Linked DNA regions of Mus musculus: all the other regions are linked to region 5. A link is a loop called in an ENCODE intact Hi-C map of the cell type or tissue named here. Cell type or tissue: heart. All regions are shown on one strand.

Region 1 (4,000 bases), 100 kb before region 5:
GGAGGGGGTTTGGTCCATAGTCACTTGGTTCCATGCTGTTGGGCAGGGCATTGTGGTAGTGGGAACATGTGGAGCAGAGCTGTTTAACTTACCACAGCCAGAAAGCAGAGAGACAGGGAGGGGCCAGAGACACGACACCCTAGTGACCCACTTTCTCCAGAGAGGTCCCATTCCCTGAAGCTTCAAATCTGCCAAAACAGTGCCACCAGGTAGGGACCAAGAGGACCAAGGATGGGCCCCTCATCCAGCACGAGCAGCTACTGTGTTCTACAGTTTCCTGGTCCTGGTACAGAGCAGCCTGTTGTCCCATGGGCAGAAGGCCTCTTGCTCAGAAGTGTTCAGTCTTTGTTTGCTTCTACATGGCTACCCACTCAGACTGCCTGTTCCCAGATATCACAGGCAGAACCAGAGCTCCTGGTTTTCTGTTCTCTTCTTTCATAAGCCTGTGCTGTATATCTCTCTGGTCACAGGCCCCATGATGGTAAGAGTGTCCTAGGTCCAGCCACAACTGCTCCTTAACTTGGAGCCTGTAGACTGCTGTCCCCTACCACTCTTAGGAGGTGTTCTGTTCATGGCTTGTGGGAAGGATGGCACTGATGTCAGTACCCTTGTAATCCTTAGGGTGTCACTAACCTGTGAGTGTAGCATGACTTGTACTGGGGCCATGAGGATTGTACATTGGCAGCAGACCCCCTTGGCAATGGAGTGACTTTCACTTTCTGTCTTCTGTCACCTCAATTCTGGCAGATGGATCTTCACCCTGAGAGTTGAGGGTCTTACTATGTTTTGTAGGGAAATGGCACCTTCCCCTACAGGACAGCCACACTGCAACCCTGGGGAGCAACAAGGCTGGGCTGGAGTCTGTGGTCGGATTTCTAATCTTAGACTTGTGAGCACCCTACTTGCTATTCTCCCCTGACGGAGACCTCATTCCTCTTACGTCTTCTGCTCCACGCCGGCCCCCATCCTCCCTGTTCGGCTTAGGCAGGGTCCCGCAGAGCCCTGTACCTTTCTTTGCCTTCAAGGTGTCCTTCAACCCAGGCCTAGAGGCCATCCCTGAAGGTGGTCTCAGGGACAGGCCCATTGAAGGAGACCACAGGGTTCCATGCTTTGCATTAAACTGCCATGTTCAGACACTGCCTCTGCATCTCAAGAAGGACAAGGTTGACTTCATTGTCTCCCCACCAGGGCCCAGGCTGACATCCCCACCCCCTCTCCGCTGTCTCCTCTGAAGGGATCAGCGTTCAGACTTGGAATGTGCGTGCTTCTCTGAGAGGCCCAGTGTGACTTCCTGTTTGAAGATCTTCTAAGTTTATGGAATTTCAGAAACGCTCTGTTAATAAAGGCAGGCTGACCTTTGACCCTTCCCCCCCCCCCCAACATCCTGTAACAGGAAGCCAGAGATTCACTTCTGCCCCACCTACCCGAGGGGAGCAAGGAAACATCCCCGGGAGCAAGGCCATTGGCTTTTGCCCTCCACCCTCATTCTGGAAAGTTCCATGCCCTCCCCTGGGGGTGGCTGAGATACCCCTGCAGGATAGTGTAGGTTAATGAGGACCAGCGCTCTTCATGGACAGTGGAGGTGGGGAGGGGCACATCACCTCCTGCCAAAACTGTGAGGACCCTTGGGGACCCTCAGAGTCTAGATCTCCCACCCAGGAAGGGGTGGTGGCGAGGCCATCAATTTAAGAGTCTTATTTACCTTGAGCTACTCAGCCAAGCAGACACATTATTTAGGGACTAGAATAAAAAGCCATTCACTTTACTTCAATTGACCATTTAGTTCAATTTGCGTGTTAGTGCAGGTAATTACTGCAGTAATGACACGTGGTAATCGGGCTGATTGGGAGCCTGCCGGCTCTGTATTAATACCTCCGTCATATACACTAATTACCCATGTGTTGCCATGGTTATCTGCATGGACGCCGTGTTAACGACACCCTGGAAACATAGAGCAATAGCGGGTGTTGAATTAAATCTTTGTGTTCTCTTAGAGCTAAAAGCGCGTTTCACATAAAATAATCATGAATAAAATGAGATCATCTTGGCAGAGTTGCCAGGAAGCTGATTAACTGAGCTGTGTAAATGTGACTTTACCCCACTCAAGAATCAGAGTCTCCCAAACGTTGTTGGGGTTGCTAGGCAACGCCCCGAGATTACATCACTCACACAAGCTGAGCTGCCCGCAATGTCATCTCTGCATGGTTACAGCACTTCTGTGGAGAGGGTGAGTCTAACAGAAATGACATTATTTTCCCCTGAGTGATGGGTATAAATGGCTGGCGGGCCTCTGAGGGCCAAGGAGGAAAGGTTTAGGAATACCTGTGTGACGCACTAGGAGTGTGACGGATGTTCCACCAGTGATATTAATGTGTGCGCATGGGAAGGTATGTGCCTAGGTAGACAAGGGGTCTGAAAGCTTGGTCAGAGGAGCCCACCCTCTTCCTGCTAATGAATGGGCCACTGGCAAAGGAACTACATAGCCTGAGTTGGGGAAAGCCCCCTGTCCTGCACCACCAGGGTCCGACTCCGGCTTCACCTGGAATGTCGATCAGGGTGAAGCATCAAAGCAAAGTGCAAGGAATGGTCCTGAGCACCAGTTATGGGAGGCGATCAACGGGAAGCTGTATGGCTAGAGCAGAGAGGAGAGCAGGTTGGGAGGCCAGAGGTCGCCTGGATGATCATCTTTTGTTGACTCTCATCTGTCCCGTCTTTAGCTGGCCCCATCACTCTCTAGTCCTGAGACACCATCCTGGGTAACCCTCTGGTAATAGCTCCCCTCTGGGGCTCGATCTGTCAGACCATGTTAACTCATTCCTACACTACAGCCTTTGCATTCAGCACTCCCTGAAGTCTCTCCAGATGTTCACTAGCCCTACCAGCTCACTCTCTGACTCTCTGGGCTCCCAGCTCTGGTATCCATCCTCAGGGTCTGGCCTCCCCCAGCTCCATCCACTCCTAGCTTGATTTGCTGTGTGACATGACCCTTATGTTAGAATCTGTGTTCTCTGCTTGTGAGTTTGCCAAGTTCTATCACTACCTTGGAGCCCATGGAAGAAGTAGAAAGTTCAATCTCCTTGTCTGAGTTCAACATGGAGTTGTCAGCTTAGTAACACACAGTGGAGCTGGTGACAGGTAGACACTCAGATGACTTTAGGACACCTCCTCAACACTGTCCTCGGGTCAAAGCGGGACAATGGCTCTCTCTTTTCAGTCCCTGGGAGGTATCCCAAGGCCACGTGTAACTCGGTGGTACTCTTTCCTTGATGTAGTGTCACCAGAGAACCAGAGGGGAAAGAAAACAGGCACGCTAGGAGCTGGCATTTGTTTAGAGAGGTGTGTGATGCTGCCCACTATGAAGAAAATTTGCTGGACGAAGCTGGCAGTGGGAGCCACCACAGGGCTGACTGAGGGTCTCTGGAATTTTCCGATTTGGGATGCACTTCAGGCTGAGAGTCCAGCATGGAAGTTGAGGATGATCAGATGTGTTCGCTTCCTATGGTCGGCTCCACATGGGGCTGGGGCAGGTGTGCTTTTTTGTGCTACTTTATTGGGTTCTTTTTTCCCCCACCCTTCTCCACCCATATTCCACACTAATCCCTTCTAACCCCTCAATACTGGGTAGGAGAGAAAGAAGGTTAGAGGGGAAAGGGGCAGAGATCTCTTTAGACTATTTCTTGATGATTATGGAGTTGAGTTCCTTGGGGCAAATCCAATCTTTGTAGTCAGGATATTTCCAACCAGCAATCCAGCAATCCAGCAATCCAGCAATCCAGCAATCCAGCAATCCAGCAATCCAGCAATTTGCAGCAAAAGCTGCAAATGCAACAGCAGGAACCAGCAGCAGCCACAACAGATCTTTCTGGGGCTCTCTCACATTTATACCCTCTCAGGAGTCCCCAGAATTCCAAACATAACAATCTGCAACCGGCAAAAATCACACCCCTCCTAAAGCACAAGACGAATCACAGTCAGCGGCTGCGGATGATCTAAAGCAGCC
Region 2 (4,000 bases), 110 kb before region 5:
CCTGATGACACACCTGTCACAACGGGAAACTGAGGTTTACAGTTGAGGTGCTGGCACATTTGGAATGGAGGTGACTCCAAGAGGAGGAAGACCACAATTCTAAACTTTATACTTTGTATCCTATACCCTGAACTGGAGAGAAGCAAGGGGACTCCAAGGGACTAACCTTGGACCTGGGCAGCCAGGCAATGGGAAGTTACCCGCTCAGCTCTAGGCAGAATCCTGTGTCCCTTTTCTGACTCCTTTTGGGCAGCCTGTGTGGAACTGGATCCTAACGGACAGGCTGGTTCTAAATGTGGTGTGGTCTTACCCAGTTCTTGGAATGTCTGGGGTTGGAGCCACTGCTAACCCTGAGGCCACCTGTCCGTCAAACTGGACCTGGGCTGTCCAGGTTAGGGTGCCCCTGAACTGGGGATGGGTAGATGTTTGCAGAAGCTGTCTGGTCTGACCCTTACCTCCCATGCCCCAATCCTTCCATTGCTCCCAGTACCCTCAAAGTCAAGCTACGGGGGCCTCTCTTGGGACCCTTGAGGCTTGCAGCATGCTCCCTTCGTGACCTTACATCTGAGCTTTGGTGATGCCCACAGGGCTTCTCTGGTACCCTTCTCAAGGCAGGCTCCAGTCCTTCAGGATGTGGTCCCGGACAAGGCAAGTGCTTGCTAAGTACTTAGTGCTGGGTGCCAGGCATGCCCGGCAGGCTCTTGGCTCCTGAGCTTGTAGCCCAAAGTCCTGCCTCTCTTCTAGAGGTAGGGCCTTTTCTGAGCCCAGGGGTTTGTGAGCCTGGCATATAGCAGGAGGAGTGCCTCACCCTGGAGTGCCCTTCAGAGCATATGGCTCAGCCCTGGCTCCCTTTCCAGCTTGTGTCCTGTGTTCCAGATGCTACCACATCCCTGGCTCTTCAGCGGGGTTGTGCAGTTCAGCTGTCGCAGAATGGGGGTTGTGGGGAGTGGGGAGCAGCATTGTGAACCCTCACTGACCAGCTATATCCTGAGCCCAGGGGACAGGCATGTTCCCTGCCAGAGAAAAAGAACACCCACAAAGCTGTGGCTGAATGGGAGAGGCCTAGCACAACTGATGAAGTGCCATCTAGTGCCAGGCGTGCTTCCAGGGGAGATAGCCCTGCTGATGGAGAGAGGATAGACTCCAATACAGAGACCCACGGGTTCCTGGGGAGGGGGGTGAGTTTTCTGGTCAGATAGACTGGAAAGATTGTGGAGACTCTCTGGGCGGGGAGCCAGAAGGCCTGAGCCTAGATGTCGTGGAGGCAGGATGCAGGTAGGTGCAGAGACCCTTGGAGGCAAGGGTATTGCCCTGATGGCCAAGGCAGGAATGAGGCTGGTGCTTTTCTTTTCTGGACACTCCTGTAGAGAGTCCCCTTGTCCTTCCCTTCAGCATGTCAGCAGGAGCAAGTGTCTGAGGAAGTGAGCCCTAGAGGCCAGCACAGCCCCTCCCTAGGGAAGGCTCTTTCCGTTGTTTCTCTTCACAGCCTCACTCTCATTACAAAGAGAGGTTTCAGGTGCTTGCCTACCGCTTCCTTGGGATTCTGTTTTTCTTTCGGGTACCAGGTTACCTGGCATTTAAGAGGTGGAGGTCCCAGAGCCCTGTGGATGCCTTTAGAATCCTTTAATCTTCACTGCTGCCCCTGTGAGACATTGCAGGGCTTGGGGCTCAGGTTGATGGGTCAGGGCAGGGCCAGGGCTAGGTGCTGCCACCTGGGGTTTCACGTGGCATGGACTGAGTCAGTTTGTGCAGAGTCTCAGGCACACCCAGGCGCCCAGGCTCGCAGTAGCTGCCGATGGCAGGCACTTGAGTTAAGTGTGGCTAATTCGGTACAACGACATGATGCCAGCAGTAATTTTGCATTTTGGAGACAATAAGAGACAGCACAGGGCCTGTCCCAGATGTACCACAAGAGGGGCCGAGAGAGTAGTGCACAGGGAGCTTGGTGTGGGGGTAGAAAGGACCAGGGATTTGCCAGCCACTTCCTGAAGCCAGGGCCCTGGGGTGGCACCTGTATTGCGTGGAGATTTGTTAGAAAGACAAACTTGATCCCAGCTTGGTGAAAGCAATGGGCCTGCATAGAGACTGAGCACAGTGAACATTTACCCATGGCCACCGTGAGCCCTAGCTCCTCCATGTTTGCTTGCCCTCTATACTTCCCTCCCTTGCATCAGGAGGAGCTGGGTGTCCTGGGGTGAGCTCAGCACAGGGGCCATCCCTGAGGAGCAGAAGGACAGAGGCAGCCCCTGTGGACAGGTGCAGCAGGAGGTCAGATGAAGTTGGGGACCAGGACCTGACATTTCTCCTTAAAAGCATCCTTGCATCTTGGTTCAGTAGTGCAAACCCCACCTTTATTCTAGACAAAAAGGAACTGGGTAGGGAATCTGCAGGGTGGTGTTTCTGAGCTACGAATAGAGCCACAGCTCACCCCCACCTCTGAGTTCCTCCCCCCACCTCGCCCCTGTTTCACTTCGCCCTTTAACAAGCATACCTGAACTCCAGGTGCCTCTGCGAGTCAGCCAGGCACACGAGGCCAGCGTATCCATTCTCTCCCTGGACCTTTCTAGCTGGGTGACCTTGGCTAAGGTGGCCTGGTAACTAGGAAGTCCCAGCCCATGGTCACAGATGGACATTGAAAGCTTTCCATCTTGTTACCACCATTTCCATGAGCCAGTGGACAAAGCCACAGAGGTGGAAAGTTCCTCTTTTTAGGTCCTTGGTGACTAAGAGGTGTTCAGAAGTAGGAAGGCTGGGGTCCTAATGCCACACTAGGCAGTGTGAAAAGGGCTGAGCTGAAGGGGACATCAGGGTGGCCCGATGAAGCTTTCTTTGGAGGTGACCGGAGTGGGGCAGTGTGCACCCTCAGAACACTGGACTTGAAGCCCCAGGTTCCCAGACACCCCTCCGCAAGCATCCCCTTATTTGCTTAAAGCCATACGGCTTGTAGAGGGAAATAATGAAACACTCCACACTAATGAAAACTAAAGTCTAATAATGCATGATGTTTTGGTGGCACACACAGACACACACACACAGACACAGACACACACACAGACACAGACATACACACAGACCCTCAGACGCATAGATAGACACACATACATACAGAGACACATACACACAGACACACATGCACAGACACATATATACACACAGACACATACACCCACAGACACTCACACAGACACAGATACACTCACATAGACTCAAGCACACACACACACACACACACACAGATATACAGAGACATACAGACACGTACACACAGAGAGAGACATATATACACACACACACACAGACACATACAATGAAGGAAAGTTCATAACAGGAAATGATTACGTTAAAAAGAGACCAGTCATCTTAGGTGACAGCTTAAGAAGAGGGACCAGGGGGAGCTAAGTGAGCAGGGCTGTAGCTCAGTGGGTAGAGCAGCTGCCACCTGTGCACAAAGGCTTTCTTTCTTCCCTCAGGACCTTATAAAATGGGTACAGCAGTGTGTATCTGTAATCCCAGCATCTGAGAGATGAAGAAAGGAGGGTCAGAAGTTCAAGGTTGGGTCTTCACTATGGCTTAGCAGACTGGGGTTTGATCCCTAGAGCGCACTGTGGAAGGAGAGAACCCACTCCCTAACGTTGTCCTCTGACCTCCGCAGACACACAGTGGTCCCATGCCTCCCCTCCCCTCATAATAAAACGAAGAAGTTCAAGGTTGTCCTTATCCACATAGGGCTTCTGAAGCCAGCTTGGGCTACGTGAGCCCTCGTCTCAAGAAGAAAACCAAAAACAAAAGGTGGCTCAGCCATTAAAAGCACGAGCTGCTCTTCCAGAGGACCTGGGTTCCATTCTCAGAACCCATTTGGTGGCTCACAACTACAACTCCAGTTCCATGAGATCTGACACCCTCTGGTGTCATTTCTGGCCTGCTCAGGCACCAGGCATGCAGGCAAAACAACTATACATATAAAATAGTAATAAAAAGAAAACCTTAAAAAACAAGGCGA
Region 3 (4,000 bases), 120 kb before region 5:
AACTAGCTCTGTAGACCAGGCTGGCCTCAAACTCAGAGATCTACCTGCTTCTGCCCCACTAGTGCTGGGATCAAAGGTGTGTGGTGTGTCTCAACTGCTTGCTGTAAATATATATATATATATACATATATATATATATATATATATATACATATATATATATATACACACATATACACATATATATACACACACATACATATATACATATATATGTATATATATTAAATATTTTAAAATTTGTTTTATGTATATGAGTATTTTGTTTTCATGCACACCAGAAGAGGGAATCGGATTCCATACAGATGGTTGTGAGCCACCATGTGGTTGCTGGGATTTGAACTCAGGACCTCTGGAAGAGCAACCAGTGCTCTTAGCCTCTGAGCATTCTCTCCAGCCAGTAAATAGCATTTTAAAAGGTGTGAGTGGTGGTGGCGCATACCTTTGATCCTAGCCCTTGGGAGACAGAGGCAAGCAGATCTCTGAGTTCAAGACCAGCCTGATTTACAGAGTAAGTCCCAGGACAACCAGGGCTACACAGAGAAACCCTGTTTCAAAAAAGGAAAAAGTGTGAAAGTGATTTAAGACATCAGTGTAAGCAAGACCTGTGGGTTTATAGATTGGGTCAATCAGTTGAGAAGCTACAAGACTGCTTTGCCAGTTCAAGTTAGACTCTGCTCACTTAAGTTCAAAGCTTCACTCATAAAATCAGTAACAATGTAGAGTACCAGTCTGTGTCCCCTCTGAGGACACCTCTGTCAGCTACTCAGCACCCTAAATTTCCCAGAGTCAGCTTATTTTACTCTTTGATTCTGCTGTCCTTATGGTCTCCAAACCCATGTTTGTTTGTTTTTGTTTTCTGAGACAGGGTTTCTTTGTATCTAGCTATCCTGGACCCGGCTCATCTGGAACTCGGAGATTCTTCTGCCGCTCAGTCCCATGTTATGTTATTGACCGTGTGACCATCCAGTTACCCTCATTGCAGCTATGGGGCCCAGTATGGCTGTGGTTCACATTGTAATTTTTTAAAAAAGATTTATTTATTATGTAAGTACACTGTAGCTGTCTTCAGACACACCAGAAAAGGGCGTCAGATCTCATTAGGGATGGTTGTGAGCCACCATGTGGTTGCTGGGGTTTGAACTCAAGACCTTCAGAAGAGCAGTCAGTGCTCATAACCGCTGAGCCATCTCTCTGGCCCATATTGTAATTCTTGCCATCTAGGGAGAGACCAGTGTTCCTCATGATGCTGGGAATCCCCTAGAAAAATAACTTTTCACAGTCATGCTGAGAGCAGTCTTCTCTGGACCACCCCACAGAGATGAACAGACATGCTGGAATAATCTAGTGGAACATTCCAGTCTCTCTGAGGAGTGACACTTTCCTCTATGACCCCCAAACAGTTCTAGGCTTTGACTTTGTGGCGGTCACCTTATGGCCCATGCTTAGCCAACCAGCTAAGCTGAGCTTCTCTAGCAACTCTAGAAAACAGAGTCTAGAATCTGCTTAGCATTGCTAACCAACAAATCCAACCTATCCAGTCTGATTTCTCTGCAGTTATGCCTCATGTCTAATGATGCGTTGGATGCAAGGTTTAGATGGGGTAGGCATCATTCAGGCGAGAAAGCTGTTTCAGCCTCTTCTAGCACTTACCCCCATGCTTTTGGGAGCTGACTTTCCTAGGTCTCAGATGTAATTTCTGCTCATCTGGAGGAAATTCCATCAGTCTCCACGTGGAGGCAGACTTGCACCACTCAGGGTGCGGAGGCTCTGGAAAAGCCAAACTGGTCTTGGGTCCCGAGGAAAGGAACTTTTGCTCCCCCACCTCCAAGCCTTGGGCAGGGCTGCATTCCCACTTCTCTTTGGCTTGGACAATTTGCCCATCCAGACTGGGCTTCAGTTTGTTTGTTTGTTTGTTTTTTCCAAAGGAATTGATCAGAGAAATACATAATGTGGGCCTCAGACTTGGCTTTGGAGCAAGCTTGGGAGACCCAGCTATGCCTGTCCTGATTCCAGATGGAGAAACTAAAACTTGGAATGCACACACACAGGATGGTGGGGAGGTGTCGCCGGCCAGTTTTGGAGTGTTTTGATCCTGTTCTAGTACCTTGACTGACATGCACAAACTGAACTGGGGTCTACAGCTCCAGAGGACTCTGGGGTGCTAGGGAATGCCCTGGGCTTGTGGCTTGGTACATAGTTATGTTTTGGGTCTCTAGTAAGTGCTGTGGTGGACCAGTCACCTCCCATTGCATATGTATTGTGCATACATGCAATTCCACATGCGATGATTAATGTTGACTGTCAAGTTGATAGGATCCAGTGTCACTTATGAGACAAATGTCTAGGCATGTCCTCGAGGAGTTTTCTAGATTGTGTTTGTCCAGGTAGGAGGAGCCACCTTGAAACTGGTCAGTACCGTCTCACGGGCTGGGGTGCTAGCCTAAATAAGGAGAAAGTGGGCTGAGCTCTGTCTGCATCCTCGGCACGGATGCCATGTGACCTTCCCTCCTAGCTCTGATGACTGTGAGCCCCACCAGCACCATCCCTTCTTGAAGTTGGTCTTGTCAGGTCTTTGTTATATAGCAACTAGGAAATGCCCTGGGGATTTTTTTCATACTACCCAGGAAATGTGAGCCATGAAGCCCAATTCACTCACCAGATTCTCTGAGGACATAGTTTGTATTTTTGTAAACCTGATCATCTTTTTTTAAAAAGATTTATAGATTTATTATATGTAAGTACACTGTAGCTGTCTTCAGACACTCCAGAAGAGGGAGTCAGATCTTGTGTCAGATCTTGTTACAGATGGCTGTGAGCCACCATGTGGTTGCTGGGATTTGAACTCAGGACCTTTGGAAGAACAGTCAGGACTCAACCACTGAGCCATCTCTCCAGCACCATGTTTTGTTTTGTTTTGTTTTGTTTTGTTTTGTTTTGTTTTGTTTTGTTTTGTTTTTGTGAATGGCCCTGGAAAGATACAACCAACCAGTCAGTGGCTTTGAAGACTCACAGGGCTGGGCTGAAATTTTTGGTGTGTATGACTGGCTCAGGTGGACACCTCTGACTATTCCAGTGTCTTGCAGATAGGCTACTGCTCAGACTGTGTGTTGCTTTTCCTGTGTCTCAATGAGACTGGTGTCAATTTTAAAGTAGCTGCTGCCTGCTGGAGCCAGAGATCTGGCAAATTAGCTTTTTATTTCTCATGGCAGAGGATGACTGAGGCCAAGCTCTCTCTGGGAGATGCCCCTATGAGTGACTAAGGCTGTGTCCCTCTGGGGGATGCCCTTGTGCTTCTAGTTTAGCCTTCCCTGGATGCTCTTCTGTTTCTATAGGGAGGTGAATGACCATCCAGCGGGGTGAGCCTTCTCCTTGGGGCCCTCTATTAATAAAACAACCACTGACCCCCGGACGTGCAGGCACATGAGGGGACACAGTATTCCCAGGGTCGGCGTCGGTCCAGAGACCTTTCGTGCCTGACCCAGCCGCCTCTAGAGTGCTTCCATCCTGCTCTGGCCCCTTGGCTGAAGGACCGGAAGTTCTGCATGGTCCAAGCTGGGGCTGCTCTTCCTCCAATATATAAATAACCTACTACCAGCTCCCTGGGAGAGTCCTAAGGGCCTGAAGGAGGGAGGGACAGAGCCCCAGGCCCTTGAGACTAGGCATGACTCAGAGTAAGTCATCTGCTTTTCAGGTTGTTCCAGAGCCTTCTTGGGCTCCCCTGGTGTCCTGTGCTGTTGCAGAACCCCGAGGCAGCCTGGATGAGGGCACTCGCTCTGTTTCTCTTTCATCAGTTGTTTCTGTGGAATCGGAGGCTATTGGCTGGGGATGGACAAGGAGACAACTTTCTTCTCATTCTGGAGGTCTAGCTGTGCTGGAGAAGTGGAAGGCTGAGATTCAGGGCAGGGACCAAATTTCTATCATCCGCCTAGAGCAGTGTTCTCAACCTTTTACTGTCGTGGCCCTTTACAGCAGTTCCTTCTGTTGTGGTGACCCCAAC
Region 4 (4,000 bases), 79 kb before region 5:
CCTATGCCTGCAAACTAGGGGAGCAGGGTCACGGCTACCCCTCAGCATCCCTGGATCTTAGAAGGGATGCTGGTTAGTTGGAGAAACATGGGGTTTCTTTAGGCTGAGTACCCATGTATGCTGTTATGGTGGCCTTGTGAGGTGGGCTGGGAGCTTGCTTAACCCACAGATCATGGTGCTCAGGCTCAGGGTGTGGCCCTGGCCCTAGGGTGCTGGTCTCTTTTGGACCACTCTAGTCTCCTCCACACCTGGGCCCCCTCTCTAGGCTTTATGCTTTTGTGGCCTGGGAATCCCTGGGCACTTCTGCTCTGCTCACTGCCACCTCTCTGGCACCCCCCCTTTGTGGCCTTCCTCTTTTCTCCTTCCCATTGCTCCCCGTGCAGAGGCCGTGGGGAGGTGGCCGTGGGGACCTGTTGCACTGCAACAGGTCCTGGTGTCTGGGTCCCTCCTACCTTACAGGTCCAGTATGTAACAGGGGACAGGGGCGTCTCTAGGGTTATTATGGAAATTGGGGTCTCCTCTTGGGGTTTTTAGTTTCTTTAATAAAGGAATTCAAGAATGGACTCAAAGAGAACTCCATGTGGCAGGGAGGGGGGAACTTTAGGGAAAGAGTGGGGACACCTAAAGATGAGTCATGCTTCCAACAAAGAAATTTTAAAAGGAAATAACAGGTTTTTCTGAGAGATTCAGAAAAGTGGGTAGCCTTACAAAGGTGCATGGCTGTGAGCCTGCAAGCCACCATGCTCCAGGGTGGGACTCGGAGAAGGCAAAGTACAGCCTCTCATTTAAGGGATAATTATTCTGCCTAGCTCTGTAACACAGCTTAAGGGGAGACTGACTTCCTAGGGTGGTCCCTTAGCCAGATCAATCCAGAATATTAGGTCTCCACCCAGGACAGAGATCCCATCTTCTTGACCACATGAAATGGTCCATTTCCTTAACAGGCATTTACTGTTGCTGTGTCCCTGGGGTCTCTGGGAGACCCTAGCCTAATCTGGTGTGGGACATACCTGTCTTTCTGGTTTTGGGAGGCAGAGGATCCCTCCTATGTGGACCTTTGGAAAGCAGGGATAGGACATGGTTTTCCCTGCTTTGCTGACAGACTAAGCCATACTTCTGCCCACCCCCACTCTCTACCCTTGTATTCAAGGGCCTGGACTTGAGGCAGGAGCTGGGAGCAGGCCCAGCTGCCTTCTCTCTCCCTCCTCCTGTCCTATGCCAGCTCCACTGACTCTCACAACTCTGGCCCCCTGGGAGGGAAGCGGTCTCTCTGTTATCCACATCTGGCTCCACCCACTTGCCTTGACTCTGCCCTCCAGGCTGGACTCCTCCTGTCCCTGTCCTCCCATCCTCCTAGGACCTAGAGGGCTTGGCAGCCTAGTCTATCTTCAGCCTTTTGACAACAGCCTTCTTCCTCTGGCCACGTGACCCTGAGCTCTTCCATCTGACCTCCTCTGCATGGTGGTGCATTTACAGGGGTCTCAGCAGAGCTGCTGAGCACCCAGACCATGGAAGGATACATGGACCTAGCCACAGTTGCCACAGTAGCCTCCTGTGCCCGTCCCTTCCTCCCACTGGTCTTGGGGCTTCTCTGCTTTCCTGGGAGAGGAATCAGGCTTAAGCAGGCTTTACAGGACCAGGGCCAGCATAGGGCATCAAGGCGAGTCCTCACCATGTGACCGCCTGGCTGAGAATTTTGGGGGCAACTCAAGACATGTCATCCCTACTCCCTAATGGCTGCCTTATCATGCTTTGCTAGTGGGGAGGGTGCTGCTGGATCCCGACCTTGCTCTCTCCCTTGGGATACTTTGGGAGAGGATTCACTAGCCTAAGTGTTTTGAGTGTCTTTGGTTTACAGATAGCCAAAGGATCAACTCTGCCAGGAGACCCCACCCCTACCTTCACTGTAGGAACTGAAGGGGTGGACATCCTGGCTGCCCTGGCATTGGCTGGCTCTGCTGCAAGTTCTACTGATACGCATTTCCCAAATGGTTCTCCTGGCTATGCTGTCTCCTGCAGTAGCCAGGAGGTGGATGTACCTCCCAAGGCCACCCCCAATGGACTGGGCAGGGGGCCAGGGACCAGGCTGTTCCAGCCACCAGGCTCTCTCCAGCCACTCTAAGGACAGAGTCCACCCTTGGCTCTGAGAAACATCTGTGCTGCATGAGGAGGCATAGGCCACTGTGAGCATCAACTTACCCACCTACCAACCTTCTCTCTGCCAGGGCCAGGTGGGGCTGAGCTCAGGTCAGGTTGGCACCAGACTGGCAGGGCTCTGACACTTTTCTGTCCCCTCTGTTTTAGGGTGCTGTCTCATAGGGTTCAGCCACCTACTGGACAAGCATTGTCTGAGTAACTGCTGTGGACTCAGTTCCGTTCTAGTCTTACTTTGATGGCAGCAGCAATTCTTTAAGACCTTTCCAACACCTCCACTCTGTAGAACTGTCCCTGTCTTTACACACTAGATTGGTTCTATGCCTCCTTGTGCTCCTTCTACTCTCCTCCTGCCTAGCACACTAGGAGGCCCTGCTTTTTGCCTGTCCTAGGTCAGAGGCTGCCCTGCTTTGATGTCCCCAGTACCTAGCCACATCCTTAAGTCAAGTCGTTGCATAGAGGACCTGGAGTAGTGACTGCAGGCTCCATGTAGGATGACACAGAGAAAACCTTGCCTTCCTTGCCAGATGGGTATAGGCAGAGGGTGAGCTGAGGACAGCTCTTGTCACAGATACTGAGATGGGCCATGAGGGTTGGTTCCTAGGGCCAGGCACTTTGCCTGGCTCTAATCCAACCGCACACTGCTGTCCGTCCATTTCATCTTGCAAGGCAGCCTTGGAGGGCATGCTCTGGGGTTGACGTGGTCCAGGTGGCTGAGCTGGTGTGGGGCGGATCTTTGTAGCTAAGGCCAGCCTCTGGTATATGCTAGCACAGGGCAAGTCCCCAGTGGGGTGCCAAAGCTCTTGGCACCATCATTACAACTGAGATTGGTCCCAGATGAGCTGAGTCTGGCCCTGTGACAAGTGCTTGCCCCTGAGGGCTGCTCACCTGGCTTCCTTGGCTTCATGGCTCTTCAGACTCCTTGTCTTCAGTCACCAGGTCACTGTGCTCCTGACTCTAATTAGCTGTCAGGGGAGCAAGGTTCCTGGCATCCTTCCTATCCTAGGCTAGGGGCCCTGGAGCCTGGGCCAGGGACAACCTTAGCCTGTGTTCTGTAGAGCTGGTGTCTTGATTAGTCTTATGTCATCCTGACCCAAGCTAGAGTCATCTGAAAGGAGGGAACCTCAATTGAGAAAATGCCTTCATAAGATCTGGATGTAAGGGATTTTCTTAACTGGTGATTGATTTATGAGGACCCAGCCACTGTGGGCAGTGCCATCTTTGGACTGGTGGTCCTGGTTTCTATAAGAAAGCAGGCTGAGCAAGCCTCAAAGAGCAAGCCAGCAAGCAGCACCCCTCCATGGCCTCTGCATCAGCTCCTGCCTCCAGGTTCCTGTCCTGCTTGAGTTCCTGTCCTGACATCCTTTAGTGGTAAAAAAAGTATGTGGATGGATAAACTGAATAAACCTTTTATCCCGCAGGTTGCTTTGGTTACGGTGTTTCGTCACAGCAATAGTGATCTTGACTTAGACAGCTAGGTTACAGGGAGAGCTCTGTGGAGCTGTACTCATGTGTATACACTCGTGTTTGCATGTTCTTGACCACGCCTGCACTCACATACAGCCATAGGCTTTCACCGGCTCTATGTATGTGCACAAGGGTAAGTGTATGCGTACCTCTTTGCCAGCTGACATACACACACGTACGCACATTCTCTTACACGGGCAGATGGCACAATTACACACAGGTGTGCCCACACCCTTCGATCCACACAGGCAGAGCCCACCACTGTACACAGGTGTGTACCCAGCCTTCCCCAACCCAGGCAGAGGCCATAGCTGGCTGGCATGCACACACACGCACACTCAGGGCAGTTCCACGGCAGCACAGCCCCCCCCTGCAGCCC
Region 5 (4,000 bases):
GTGACCTCAAATGCCATTGCCAGCTTTGGGGATGGCCAGGCGGCTTAATGCTTCTTCCCACCCCCAGGTCACTTCATGCCAGTCCTTCTACCTGGGTGTGTCATCCTGACTCAAAGGGACAAACATGTCCTTTCTTCATGGCACAGCTCAAGGACCAGCCATGAGGAAGTCACCAGAGTCCATGGCTGCCTGGGCCTTGCCTCCCTGTCCCTGTTGATGGTGCTTTAGCTCGGCCTGCACTGCTTTATCCTGATCCAAGGCTTCTGCAGTCATAATTAGCCACTCTTGCCTATGAGTCTTCCCTATCTTGTGACAAAATATCTACTTTCTGGCAAGCCTCATCCTGGCTGAACAGTCTCTATATTGCCTGGTTAGTCATTTCAAAGACCCAGTATGGAGGATGGGATTGTCTGCACTTTCCAGGTCAGGGAACTGAGGGCAAGAGCAGAGTGGCCTGGCTTGGCCACCAAAGAGTTGCAAGGCAGAGCTGGGGTGTGCCCTTGCCCTGCCCATCTTAACCACACCTTCTGTGAGAACCCAGGGTCAAGTCTTCAATAGAGCCTGCTGATATTTGTTGGTAGAACGAATGGCCCACAATACTGGGGGACAGAGATCATTGAAGTTTCTCTATCCACCCCCACAGACCTTTCCTGATCCTTTCTGTTCTGAAACTTAGCGTGAGCAGGCTGTCTGCAGCCCAGATTTCACTGGCCAGGGTAGAAAGTTGGTACTTTATTGTTGGTCACCACGTGTTGCCCTGGCGAGGATGGCCCAGGAGTTTGAAGAACAGGTCTTAGCTCTCTACTGTGATAACACGTCCCTAAGGTAAAGCTTATAGTCTCTTTCTGCTCTCTGGCCTTGCTGTTGACACAGGGAGTTAGTTCTACCCCCTCACAGCCTGCCATAAGAGTCTCAAAATGGCCCTGTCAAGGAAGGAATCTGGGGGTTTTCTCCCTGGCCAGTGGGTCCAATGGAGCTGTGCTACCTGATGCAGGCACTACCAGAAGCACCCCAAGTTGTGTGCCACACTAAGGGAACTCCCAGGTGATGACCTGGGAAAGGAGGCCTGGTTTGTAGTGCAACCCAAGGCATTAGCAACCCCATTTTGTTTCCCAGCCCACATAGGAGGACCAGACATGGCCTTTCTCTAAGACAGGTCTATAGCTTTTCTGGTAGGCTGCTAAAAGACATCTTTAAGATAGAGTCCCACAACTATTGCTTTTTTTGTTGTTTTTGTTTTTTGTTTTTTTTCTGAGACAGGGTTTCTCTGTATAGCCCTGGCTGTCCTGGAACTCACTTTGTAGACCAGCTGACCTCAAACTCAGAAATCCGCCTGCCTCTGCCTCCCGAGTGCTGATATTAAAGGCGTGTGCCACCAAGTTCGGCCAACTATTGCTTTTTACAGAGAAAAAGTGCAGTCCTGGAGGACGGTGGTAGTGGGCCCACGCAGAGCTTTCTTTTTTGTCTTGAGGGGAGGTGTTCTCTTTGGGCAGCACCTACTCTGTGCAGCCTGTGGACTTTGGTAAACCCCTCTGCCAGGGCCTCCACGCTGGATTTTGGTCTGGCAGGCACCAGCTGGGAGTGGAGGGAGGCGGGACTGCCGGTTGCCTGGCTTGGCGCAGGGGGAACTCTGCGCTTAGGGAGGCTGGCTTGGCTCCGCTCAGGTAGCTCACACCCAAATCCGAATTCCAGCTGCCCAAGTCGGCGGGCGGGTTGCGGAGGAGGCCCAGGCTCTCCCTGGGTAGGAGTGCTTCCTTTCGTTTTTAAACAAACAAATCATGAATTTAAGTCAGGGCAGAGAGCTAACCAAGGTATAAAAATAGCCTGGGGCCACGGGTGATGTCCGAAGCCGGCAGTAGCGCCCTTCAAGCCCCGCGCCTCTGAGGAGGGTGAGAGCCGTCGTGTTAACGTGGGTACCCCGAGCAGCACCCCAGCCCCCCTCTGCCTGTCTGGCCTGCGGTCAGACACCAGGGTCCTTTTTGGGCCTCTCGCGTGTTAGGTGAAGGGGACTGGGACGTCCAAAGGGCAGCATCTCCCTGCCCAGCTGCTTGCCTCTGGCTCACGGCCCTTCACCGGCCTCAGTTTCCCCATGTGTCCACCGGGATGCGCAGGGCCTCGGCTCTTCTGCAGGGAGCCTTGCAGGACCAGGGTCCTCGCGCGGCCACGGCCGGCCTCTTTGTGTGTCCGCGCAGACAATGGCCCGGCCGCGGGGCTCTCCTCCCGGCCCGGCTCTCCTCCTCCTCCTCCACCACCACCGCGGGCCGCCGGGTTTTTGGGCAGCCGGGAAGGGAAGGCTGCTTTACCCCACCGCCCCGCCCTCCTCCCACGCCGCCGCCCCACGGCTCCTGGGAACCCTTGGCAGATGCAAACTTGCAAGTTTGCAGGGCGCTCACAACTCGGGGCCGGGCTGCGAGCGCGGGGTGGCCGTGGTGGTGGCGGCGGCGGCGGCAGCGGCGGGCGGGGCGCGCACCGGTTGCGGGCGGGGCGAGTGGCGGCGACGGCGCTGCGCCGAGTCCGCGCCCGTCGCGGGCCCCCCGCCGCTCCCCCCCCACCCCCCCGCCCCGCTGCAGGCCGGGCCGGAGCGGGTCGCGGGCGCGCGGCGGAGGCGCGGGCGGCGGGTGCGCGCGCGGGGCGCGCGCAGGCACAAGTAGTTTACATTGTTGGGCGACTTTTGCAACAACTCGCCGCGCCGCGGCCTCCGCGCGCCGCCGCCGCCGCTGCCGCCGCCGGCTCCCCGCCGCCCGGGCCCCGGGCGGGCCGCGCCGGGGGCCGCCGCGCTGCCGCCCTGCTGCTCCGCCGCCGGCTGGGCATGAGTTAGTCGCAGACATGGACACCAAACATTTCCTGCCGCTCGGTGAGTGCTGGCCGCGGCGGCGCGGGCGAGGGAGGGGGCCGGGGCTGGCGGGGCGGGGGCGCGTGCGCAGCGCGCGCTGGGGGTCCGGCCGGGCCCATTGGCCCCGAGCCGTGGCGGTACCGAGAGTTAGCGCGCCGGGCCCGGGGAGGCGAGTGGGCACAGGGCAACTTTTCCCGGGCCCAGGCGCGCGGCGGGAGAGGGCGAGGACGCCGGGCCTCTGACTTGCCGAGGAGCGGGAGTGGGCGGCGGGCTGGCGCGAGCGCAGGTTCGCTCGGGACGTGGAGAGGGACCCTCACGCTGCGCCTCGCGCTTCCGCGGACCCCCGGGGCGCCCAGCTCTAGCTATCCGGGAACCGAGCCACGCCGGAGGAGCAACTTCTGAGCTCGCTGGAGGGCTCCGGGCCTCCCTGGCATTGGGATGGGGACGACGCGCTGGGCTCCGGGAGGCCACTGCTCTTCCCGGCTCGTCGGGCTGTGGCTTGGAGAAGGCCGCTGGCCCCTGGCTGTCTCTTTGCCCAGGATAGAGTCTGCGATCTTGCCGTTCCCCGACAGCAGACCAAACCTAGGTGGGCACGGTCACTCTGGGTCTCTGATTAAACCCAGGACTGGGGCCCCACACTCTGGCACCCCTAGTTTTCAGTATTTAGGGGAGACAACCCATCGGCAGAAGGATCATTTTCTTGTCCTGCAACCCTCCCGCCAGCAGCACCCAGCCCCAAACAGCCTGCCAACTCCCGGAGTAGAACCAAGCAGGGTCAGAGCCCCCCACTCATTACTCTCCCTGGGGTTTGGGAGCCAGAGGGAAGCAGGGTAGGGAGACTTATAAATGAGCTCCGGGAAAGATATTAATTTGGTGGTGAGGACAGCAGCCAGGCTGTCAGGCTGGTGAAGAATTTGTGCTGATTGGAAATCAGGACAGCAGATTATGGACGAAGCTCCACGATGATCATTGCCTCTTTGCCTCCCACCCCCTATGAGGTTTGGGATGCATTTTGGCTACCCTGAGGGGTGATCAGAACCCAGCATGGTTGCCAGGACTTTTGGTGATTTGGGGAGGTGGTACCTCCTTAACCTCCAGCCTTCTCACAAACAGGTCTGCTGCAAAGTGACTGGGGTTGTGTTACAAGTGTGTCACAGCTTCAGACTC
Region 6 (4,000 bases), 64 kb after region 5:
TCTGAAACAGGTCAGGGATCCCCTTTCTGCTCTGAGCTTCTCGGGTTGGGTTCTGTTTTCCACCCCCAGTAGCTTTGCTGTGCCACCTCCCTGTGGCATACCTGGAACCATCCTCACTAGAACCAGAGGGCCAACAGCACCTTTGTGTCCCTTGATTTCCAAAGCCTTGTGCCCTGAGCCATGACATCCGTGCCCCCCTTCCTGGTGCCGGGGGTGTGTAGAGAGACCACTTACACCTCACCAGGTAGCCTCTTGAGACTGGTCTGAGCCTCTTAAGCTTCTCCTCCAGACAATCTGGCTGCTTTTTCTAGGTCGATTCCATATAAGCCCCTTTGCCCTAGTGTGTGTGTGTGTGTGTGTATGTGTGTGTGTGTTTGCAAGCTAACCCAAGCATCTGAACACATAGAAGGGCTAGGGTGTTATTTATGAGCAATCTGTTACACTGTCCCCTGCTCCCCACCTTGCTTTTCAGAAGCAGACAGAAGGCCTGAGGTGCTGCTGGCATGACTGCCTGTGTGCAGGCATGAAGCAGGCCTGATCATGCAGCCACCTCCCCTGGCATGGCCATGCTCTTTTTTATCATAGCTTCTCTGTACCCTTGCTAGCTCTGGAAGCCATGAGTAGTGAGGGTAAATGAAGAGCTGATCTCCATAGTTCCCTGGCTTCAGTGTTGACCCCTCTTGGCTCTCGGCTCCATGAGGTTCCTTGCTATGTCAGGCCACAGCCACCCGGTGCCCAAGCCATTGATGTGGCTCATGTGTTTTGGGGGCTCTACTAAGACAGGGCCCAGTGGGATGCTCCCCACTACTTCCCAGACCCCACTGTCTGTCTGTCCATGCTGGCTTCCCTGGGTAATTTACAACTGGGAAGCATTTCTGACTGCCCAGATGTAGAGAGCAAGGCATCAAGGCCTCTGATTGTCCTGATTTACGGGGAGGATCTCGCACTGTGGGAACTGCAGTGACTTTGTAAGCGTGTGTTTCATGATGGCTATAGCCAGGCAGATGGGGAACGGGGCTGTGGGGAGCGTGCAGTGCATGAGAGCAGGTCTGCTCTGGATAGCTCATCTGAGTGGGCTTGGGAGGACAGGGTGAGGTAGGAGTGGAAGACAGGGTGCCTGAGAGATAGGTGGGGACCCAGGTGCAGTAGTGATGGGGTGGAACTGAAATAAATGCTAAGGATATGAAAGGGGAAATGGGATGGCCCCCACCCAGGGAGTCTTCGGGCTCCAGCGAGGGCTGCCCAGTCCTGGGTCTCCTGAAAGATGGGTCAGAAGTACCCAGGACGATGGGGCTGTGGTTCGTGGGGGATGCTGAGGAAGGAAAGAATAGAAACTGTCCTGGTCCGTCAGCTCAAATCTGGGAAGGGCAAAGAAATCGTCTTCCAAGTCACGGGTTCCCACGTTGCCTACTGTGGAGCTCTCGGGGCCAGGGTGGGGGTGGGGGCCGGCTCGGTGCTACAGATCAACCTCTGCTCTGCCCTGACATCAGGTTTCACGGGCCCCAAGCTGTTTATTCTGCCCAGAGCCAAGACCTCCAGAAACCTGCAGGGTTAGGCTTCCCATACAGTGAGTGGAGTGGAGGGATGTACAGTCTTGCCAGCAAAAGCCGGCTGTCTCCCTGCCGCCCGTCTCCCTGCCGCCCCAGGATTCCTACATAGGGCCTTCAGCCAGTGAACACCACAGGGACTGCTGCTCTCTTCTGCAGTGAGATGGCCTGCCTGCCGCTAAGACCTTCCACGTCCTGACAACCCCCTCTGACACACTCAGAGTTGGTTCTCTGTGTGGATCTCCAGGCTCCCCAGCAGCCCCCCTAAAGCTAACCGGGATGAGGTATCCTTGCTGAACCTCACAGTCTGTGTCACAGTGCCGGCCAGCTAGGGCTGCAGAATCTGCTCTTTTCCTGCCCCGTGAGAAAGGGGTGGGGGATGGGGCAGGAGGCCCTGAGGAAGGCGGGGAGGTTCCCCTTGCAGGGGGGCAGCAGGGGCTATACAAGGCCAGTGCGGACTGTACAGCTGGCTTTCTGCCGTTGTCAGGGGTTTTCAGAAGTGGGGGGACTACCCAGCCGGGCTCTGACGCCCTGGCAGATAGGCAGGCTGAGGGAAGCGCCTCTGGGCCCTGTGCTTACTGCAGAGCTAGGCTGGAGGCTGCGGAACCAAAACTGCTGTGTCATTGCGACGCTGCAGCTGTTGCCTGGGTGACAGGGTGAGTTTCCCACGCTTGCCCCTGGCGGCCAGCGGGCAGGGAGAGGCGAGGGGTGTGCTGAGGCCAAGATAGCCACATGGGCCCTATGGCTTGATGTCTGGGGTGTCCACTTGCTTTCCTCTCCTGTTCTGCCCCCAGATACCACTGTCATGCAGGGTGGTGGGGATATGTGTGACTCTGGAGGAGTCCAGCCTGATTGCAGCCCTGAACCTGGGCCTCTTGTCCTCACCCGGGTGGTGGGGGAGTGCCGAGTGCCCGGGCTCTCATGTGTCCAGGGCCCATGGCACATTGTTAAATGGCAGCTGTAGCTCCTTGGTGGGTGGTGGGGAGTAAGTGAGCCTCTTGTATGGTGCCGAGAGTGCTGGGATCACTGAGATGTAAGGACTTTGGTACCCTGCAGTGGCCTGGCTCTCATGAGGGGGTACTCTGAGGATGGTCCTGTTAGCTTGTAGCTGTTCTGGCCTGAGTGAGGCTCTGTAGAGGGGAGTTTTTCCTTGTAGGAGACCCCGCTCTCATTAGTGCCCATCCCCAGCCTGCCAGGGCTAACCTACCCCACTCCTCCTCTTGCAGCTCAATTCACCCATGAACCCTGTGAGCAGCACTGAGGATATCAAGCCGCCACTAGGCCTCAATGGCGTCCTCAAGGTTCCTGCCCATCCCTCAGGAAATATGGCCTCCTTCACCAAGCACATCTGTGCTATCTGTGGGGACCGCTCCTCAGGTAGGAATGCCTGGTGGGCAGGGGCACAATACCTGGGCACAGCTCACTGAGTCTCCCTAGCTTTTTCCATTGGGTTGGGTACAGAGAAGCAAGAGCCCAGGGTAGCCCCTTGTGCCTGATAGAATAAGGGGTGGGTTGGGAGCTCCAGGGGTCTCATTTTGTCCTCAAGTGAGGTGGACATTAGGATGGGAAGGGTGGTCTAGAGGTATGCCAAGAGAAGATGTAGGCATGGATGGCTGAGGTGCAGTGTCTGCTGGCCTCCACTCTGGGCCAAGCCTGAGCCGAGAATAGTGCCCATCCTCTTCCAGGGCACAATAGCTCAGGCACAGAGAGCACAAGACCACCATTGTTGGGGATGCTGTGCTCAGGGCTGCTGACCCATAGCGCCAATCTGTAGTAGCGGTGGACCTGTTCTCTGATGAACAGGGAGGATCAGAGTCCAGCCTGAGCCCAGACAAGGACTCTAAAACCTGGATACAGAGCCCTGGTCTGCAGCATGACACGTGGGTGAGAGAGGGCCTTGTCATTAAGTTCACCCATCCTCTACCCCCACCCTGCAGGCAAACACTATGGGGTATACAGTTGTGAGGGCTGCAAGGGCTTCTTCAAGAGGACAGTACGCAAAGACCTGACCTACACCTGCCGAGACAACAAGGACTGCCTGATCGACAAGAGACAGCGGAACCGGTGTCAGTACTGCCGCTACCAGAAGTGCCTGGCCATGGGCATGAAGCGGGAAGGTAGGCTTTGAACACCCTCCTGCCTGGCATGCTCTTCTCATCAGGGGGCCTCCATTGTCCCTTCCTCAGCATTCTTTATGTGGGGGGCATTTGCATACAGAGTCCAGGCCTGCAGTTTGCAGTTTGCCAGACTCTGGTAGAGCCTGGCAGGTTTCTCTGTGTGCCTCCTGCTCAGCAGAGCCCCTGGCCTATGCTGTTAAGACAGCTGTCTGGATAGCTTGCCTTCACGCCAGCCCTTCCCCAACCAGACTCTCCCTGTTCTGCTGTGTGGCTAGGTTTTAGGATTTTAGAACAGACAAGATAGACCAGGTCTGTCCCACTGGCAGCATGGCTCCT
Region 7 (4,000 bases), 82 kb after region 5:
GGTCAGTTGGTCAGTCCATCTTGTTAGGTGTCCTGAGGGTAGCTAACTTGTCTCAGGCCTTGGCTTCAAGGATATTTGGGGACAGGGCAGAGCAGCCTCTTGAGGACAGCAAATCTTTTTGGTAGCTCTGGAGCTGCAGTGTTCAGGGCCTCCAAGCTGTTGCTGTCACAGAGGCCGAGACTGTCTTCTGTGTGGGAGGCTGTGGTGTGAAGAGTGGCCCAGGCCTGTGCTCACAGCACTGGGTTGGTGGCAGATGCCACTGGTGGCCAGTCCACATGGTGATGGGAGCACACAACTGAGAGCGTGGAATTCTTCCTGGGGAGAAATTCAGGGATTCAAGAGATGGCTGTGGGCTTGTGGGTGGCTCTGACTAGGCTCCAGGAAGCCGCGGAGGCTGGAGCACTCGCTGCCGCAGGGTATGCATGGGCTTCTGTATTTGAAAGTCCATCCTTGTCTGCCAGGGGAGGGGTTGAATATGGGTTGGAAGCTTGGCTGACGGGGCTCACCAGCCCTGCACATGGTGAGTAGAAAATATGGGGGGACAGGGATATAGGCTTCTACCCCAGATAGCTCATTCCTGAGCCAACCTGATAGTTTCTCAGGTTAGGTCTGAGTGGTCTGGCTGGAGGCATGGTGAACCAGGGAGGCCTCAGCTGGGGCTCCGAGGGATAGGGAGGGACTGTCAGGGACTAGATCAGTTGAAGGTGTCTTGTGTATTCTAAAGAGCTCCCAGACCCCAAAGTGCCCTCAGCATTCTTACTGGTACACTGTGCCCTGATGGTGTTAATGACTATGGCTGTGGTTTTTCTCTAGCCTGTATTGTGGCCAGTGTTTAGGCGCTGAGGAGGGGTCTCCTGGCTCATGGTATGGGGAGATCCTCAGGGAAGGGCTTACAGCTTTCTTCCTGTCATTGGGACCAGGCCCAAGGGCAGTGAGAGGATTGGTTATCTCTCATGACCACCTGGAGAAAGATGGGGAAACTAAGTCCCTGAATGACAAGGTACTGGTTTAAGGTCACTTGACTTTCAAGTGGCCGAATGGAGACATAATATGACTCTAGAACACCCATCCTCCTGGTCTGGGAGCTATGGGTCTGCAGGGCAGCCATATCTAGTTGTGTAGCATGCACACTCTCTGCTATGCTTGCATGTGGATAGGAGATAGTCTGGGGGCTCTGACCTGAGGCTATTTTTCTCTACAGACTCTAAGGGGCTCTCAAACCCTGCTGAGGTGGAGGCGTTGAGGGAGAAGGTGTATGCGTCACTAGAAGCGTACTGCAAACACAAGTACCCTGAGCAGCCGGGCAGGTGAGCCCCGCCTCCATCTTGGACAGCCCCCTGCCTCTACCCTTGGGCTCAGCCACACATCTCCAAAGCCCTCTGTATGCCACAAAACAATGGTGTCCTCCTTAAACCAGCCTGGGGTGCTTTTCAGGCTTTGAGCAGGAGCTAGGCAGCCCTTGGACTCATGAGCTCTGAGGACTACCCACTTCCCCCTATACCCAGTTGAGATAATTGATCCATTTCTTAGTGCACAGTAGGTCCTTGCTATTTACGAGTATGAAGCCTTATGTTCTTCACCTGTTACGTGACCTGGAAATGCCAGCACAGCGTAGGTGCTGTACAGTTGTGCATAATACGTGGCTGAGACTGGAGAACACATTCTTTCTGCTGGCCTAAGGAAGACTGGCATCTAGTCATGTTCAGTGCTGGGTGCACAGTCTAGTGTTAGGCACACAGTAGGTGTCCAGGAGAAATGGTGTTTTCCAAGGATTCAGTTCTGCTTCTTCTTGCAGTCTCCCAGTGTGCAGGCTAGGTGTGAGTGGAATAGTGGAAGACCGGGGAGATGGGCACACTAACCAATCTCGTTGCCTGGCACACACATGGTTAACTGTCCACACTGCTGTTTAGCCCTCATCTGGTTTGGTTTAAAGTGAAACTTCCCGGAGGAGGACAGGAGGGTGGCAGCGGCTTGTTTTTCCTGGCTTCCTGCCTTAGCCCATCTCGCCAGCTCAGCAGAAAACAGCCTGTTCTCTGGCACCTCTCCAGCCTCCAAGCTACGCTTGTGCCTTTAAACTGAGGACTGCGGGGCAGCCAGCCACAAGGCTTCCTCCCTGGAAATGAAAGACATTGTTAATAATTAATGAGGCCCAGAGCCCCCTCCAGTATATAGGGAGGCCCTGAGCAGACACAGAGGTCACACGTGGGACCCCAGGTCCTGTCCCCACACCACACTGTCCTCTCTTGTCTGTCCACCTTCCATGAGTTCTCAGATTCCTTTCCCATGCCTATCGGTCTTTTGCCCAGGAAACATTCCAGGGGTAAAGGAACCCAAAGGCCTCTGCGGTCCTCTCCAGGGAGGTGCTCCTGCTGAAGCAGGGGATCTCCCAGCTCACTGCTGGCTCCACTGTCAGTCACCCCGAGTACCATGCGTGTGACTGACTACCAGTCAGGCTGCCCACAGAGCTTCCTGGTGCCTCTTCCTAGGACATGCCCCACTGCCTCTAGCGAGACAGCCGCTCTTGCAGAGGCCTCTCCGATGCACAAAACATGTTCATGCTCTTACCTGCCGAAATTTCTATCAAGGCTCCCCGTTGCCCGTGGAGCAAGCCCACACTCGTAACTGCTCTCCCAACCCCTGCCAGGCCTGTCCTGGCCGACAGTAGTCAAGCATTGGCTCTTCCTTTCATTTTAGGATCTTGATGCAACTCAGCCTGCTGCACCCCTGCCGCACCCCCACTCCACCCCTGCCACTCCTCTGCCCCTTGTGCTCTTTTGTCTCCAAGGAGCCTCCTTTCTCTAGTCCCCACTTCTTCCTGGAGCATCAGTTTAGGCAGTTTCCTCTGCAGACCAGGTTCTGGTCCCAGGCACTGGGCTTGGCTGGTCTCCGGGGAAGTTACAAGTCACCAGGTAGAGCAGGGAGCACTCCGAGGGGAGCATTCCCTGCCTCCTGGCCTGTCCTTACTCTCTCCTGTCCTGCAGGTTTGCCAAGCTGCTGCTCCGCCTGCCTGCACTGCGTTCCATCGGGCTCAAGTGCCTGGAGCACCTGTTCTTCTTCAAGCTCATCGGGGACACGCCCATCGACACCTTCCTCATGGAGATGCTGGAGGCACCACATCAAGCCACCTAGGCCCCCGCCGCCGTGTGCCGGTCCCGTGCCCTGCCTGGACACAGCTGCTCAGCTCCAGCCCTGCCCCTGCCCTTTCTGATGGCCCGTGTGGATCTTTGGGGTGCAGTGTCCTTATGGGCCCAAAAGATGCATCACCATCCTCGCCATCTTTACTCATGCTTGCCTTTGGCCCAGGGCCATAGCAGAGCTGGTGTGACACCTGGCCAGCTCCTGCCCTACATCAGGCTCTAAGGCTATGCTGCTGTCACCCCGAGGGTCGTGGGGTTCGTCATGGGGCCTTCAGCACCTGGAGCTGCAAGAGCTGGGAAAAGGGCTTGTTCTGGTTGCTGGTTGCTGTCGCTGGTTCTCGACATCCCACATGGCACCTCTGTTTGGAGTGCCCCATCTTGGCCTGTTCAGAGTCCTGGTACCCAGTTAGGGTGGGAATCCACCTGGGATCAAGAAGGAGCAGGTGGGGCAGGCCGTATCCTCCTGGGTCATAGCTAACCTATAAAGCCTCTTTCCAAAGATGCCCTGAGATATCACTCCAAGCAGGATTCTGGGACCACCTTGAGGCTGCGTGGGCTGGAGGTCCTCTGTCATGTCCCCCAGTTGACCAGTTCCTTTTTATGTCATCGTCCCTCTTCATGTCTCACCAATCCAGGGTTAGCCAACTATAGTAGCCTGGCTTTTCCCTATCACAGATCTTCCTTTCTGGTCTTCAAGATGGCACCACCAATCATCCTGGAGGGCTGCCCTGGCTCACGTAGAGTGGGGTTTCCACTTCAGTGGTCCTGTGGGACACTGGGCATCCTGAGGCTCAGGGAGGAGAGGAGGGCTGTTGTCTGGTTTTGGGGAAGGTGGCCTGAGGGACTTGGAGCTGAACCATGAA

Evidence for each region. Peaks named below come from ENCODE experiments on the same cell type or tissue, not always from the same donor. Only the 100,000 strongest peaks of a DNase experiment are listed, where the experiment ranks them.
Region 1: it touches region 5 in a loop (1.8-fold over the local background); 5 of 42 quality-filtered maps call a loop at or near these places.
Region 2: a loop joins it to region 5, with 2.5 times the contacts of the local background. A loop is called at or near these places in 11 of 42 quality-filtered maps.
Region 3: it touches region 5 in a loop (2.4-fold over the local background); 9 of 42 quality-filtered maps call a loop at or near these places.
Region 4: it touches region 5 in a loop (2.2-fold over the local background); 6 of 42 quality-filtered maps call a loop at or near these places.
Region 6: a loop joins it to region 5, with 2.8 times the contacts of the local background. A loop is called at or near these places in 11 of 42 quality-filtered maps.
Region 7: it touches region 5 in a loop (3-fold over the local background); 12 of 42 quality-filtered maps call a loop at or near these places.

What each region holds. Positions count from the first base shown.
Region 1 is chr2:27,571,105-27,575,104 of GRCm38, forward strand. It overlaps Gm52506 (a long non-coding RNA gene), which reads left to right and starts at 2,090. Exons shown (of 3, transcript XR_003953780.1): 1 at 2,090-2,227. In heart, no CTCF peak of the experiment used is centred here; DNase peaks (open chromatin) are centred at 1,207, 1,464, 2,157 and 2,627; H3K27ac peaks cover 2,073 bases.
Region 2 is chr2:27,564,135-27,568,134 of GRCm38, forward strand. No RefSeq gene overlaps it. Among named protein-coding and RNA genes, the nearest start is that of Gm52506, 7.1 kb to the right of the region's middle. In heart, a CTCF peak has its summit at 1,911; DNase peaks (open chromatin) are centred at 1,407 and 1,817; H3K27ac peaks cover 591 bases; H3K27me3 peaks cover 2,677 bases.
Region 3 is chr2:27,551,068-27,555,067 of GRCm38, forward strand. No RefSeq gene overlaps it. Among named protein-coding and RNA genes, the nearest start is that of Gm13421, 13 kb to the left of the region's middle. In heart, a CTCF peak has its summit at 1,739; DNase peaks (open chromatin) are centred at 1,724 and 3,534; H3K27me3 peaks cover 483 bases.
Region 4 is chr2:27,595,132-27,599,131 of GRCm38, forward strand. No RefSeq gene overlaps it. Among named protein-coding and RNA genes, the nearest start is that of Gm39776, 19 kb to the left of the region's middle. In heart, no CTCF peak of the experiment used is centred here; DNase peaks (open chromatin) are centred at 1,280 and 2,090; H3K27me3 peaks cover 791 bases.
Region 5 is chr2:27,674,607-27,678,606 of GRCm38, forward strand. It overlaps Rxra (retinoid X receptor alpha), which reads left to right and starts at 2,595. Exons shown (of 10, transcript NM_011305.3): 1 at 2,595-2,854. The coding sequence starts at 2,827. In heart, no CTCF peak of the experiment used is centred here; DNase peaks (open chromatin) are centred at 1,665, 2,435, 2,945, 3,535 and 1 weaker place; H3K4me3 peaks cover 2,665 bases; H3K27ac peaks cover 2,413 bases.
Region 6 is chr2:27,738,280-27,742,279 of GRCm38, forward strand. It overlaps Rxra (retinoid X receptor alpha), which reads left to right. Exons shown (of 10, transcript NM_011305.3): 3 at 2,774-2,924; 4 at 3,485-3,664. Among named protein-coding and RNA genes, the nearest start is that of Rxra, 63 kb to the left of the region's middle. In heart, a CTCF peak has its summit at 2,239; a DNase peak (open chromatin) is centred at 2,162; H3K4me3 peaks cover 1,091 bases; H3K27ac peaks cover 1,827 bases; H3K27me3 peaks cover 492 bases.
Region 7 is chr2:27,756,560-27,760,559 of GRCm38, forward strand. It overlaps Rxra (retinoid X receptor alpha), which reads left to right. Exons shown (of 10, transcript NM_011305.3): 9 at 1,202-1,307; 10 at 2,982-4,000. The coding sequence ends at 3,129. Among named protein-coding and RNA genes, the nearest start is that of Gm39777, 80 kb to the right of the region's middle. In heart, no CTCF peak of the experiment used is centred here; DNase peaks (open chromatin) are centred at 2,022, 2,692 and 3,072; H3K27ac peaks cover 1,426 bases; H3K27me3 peaks cover 2,104 bases.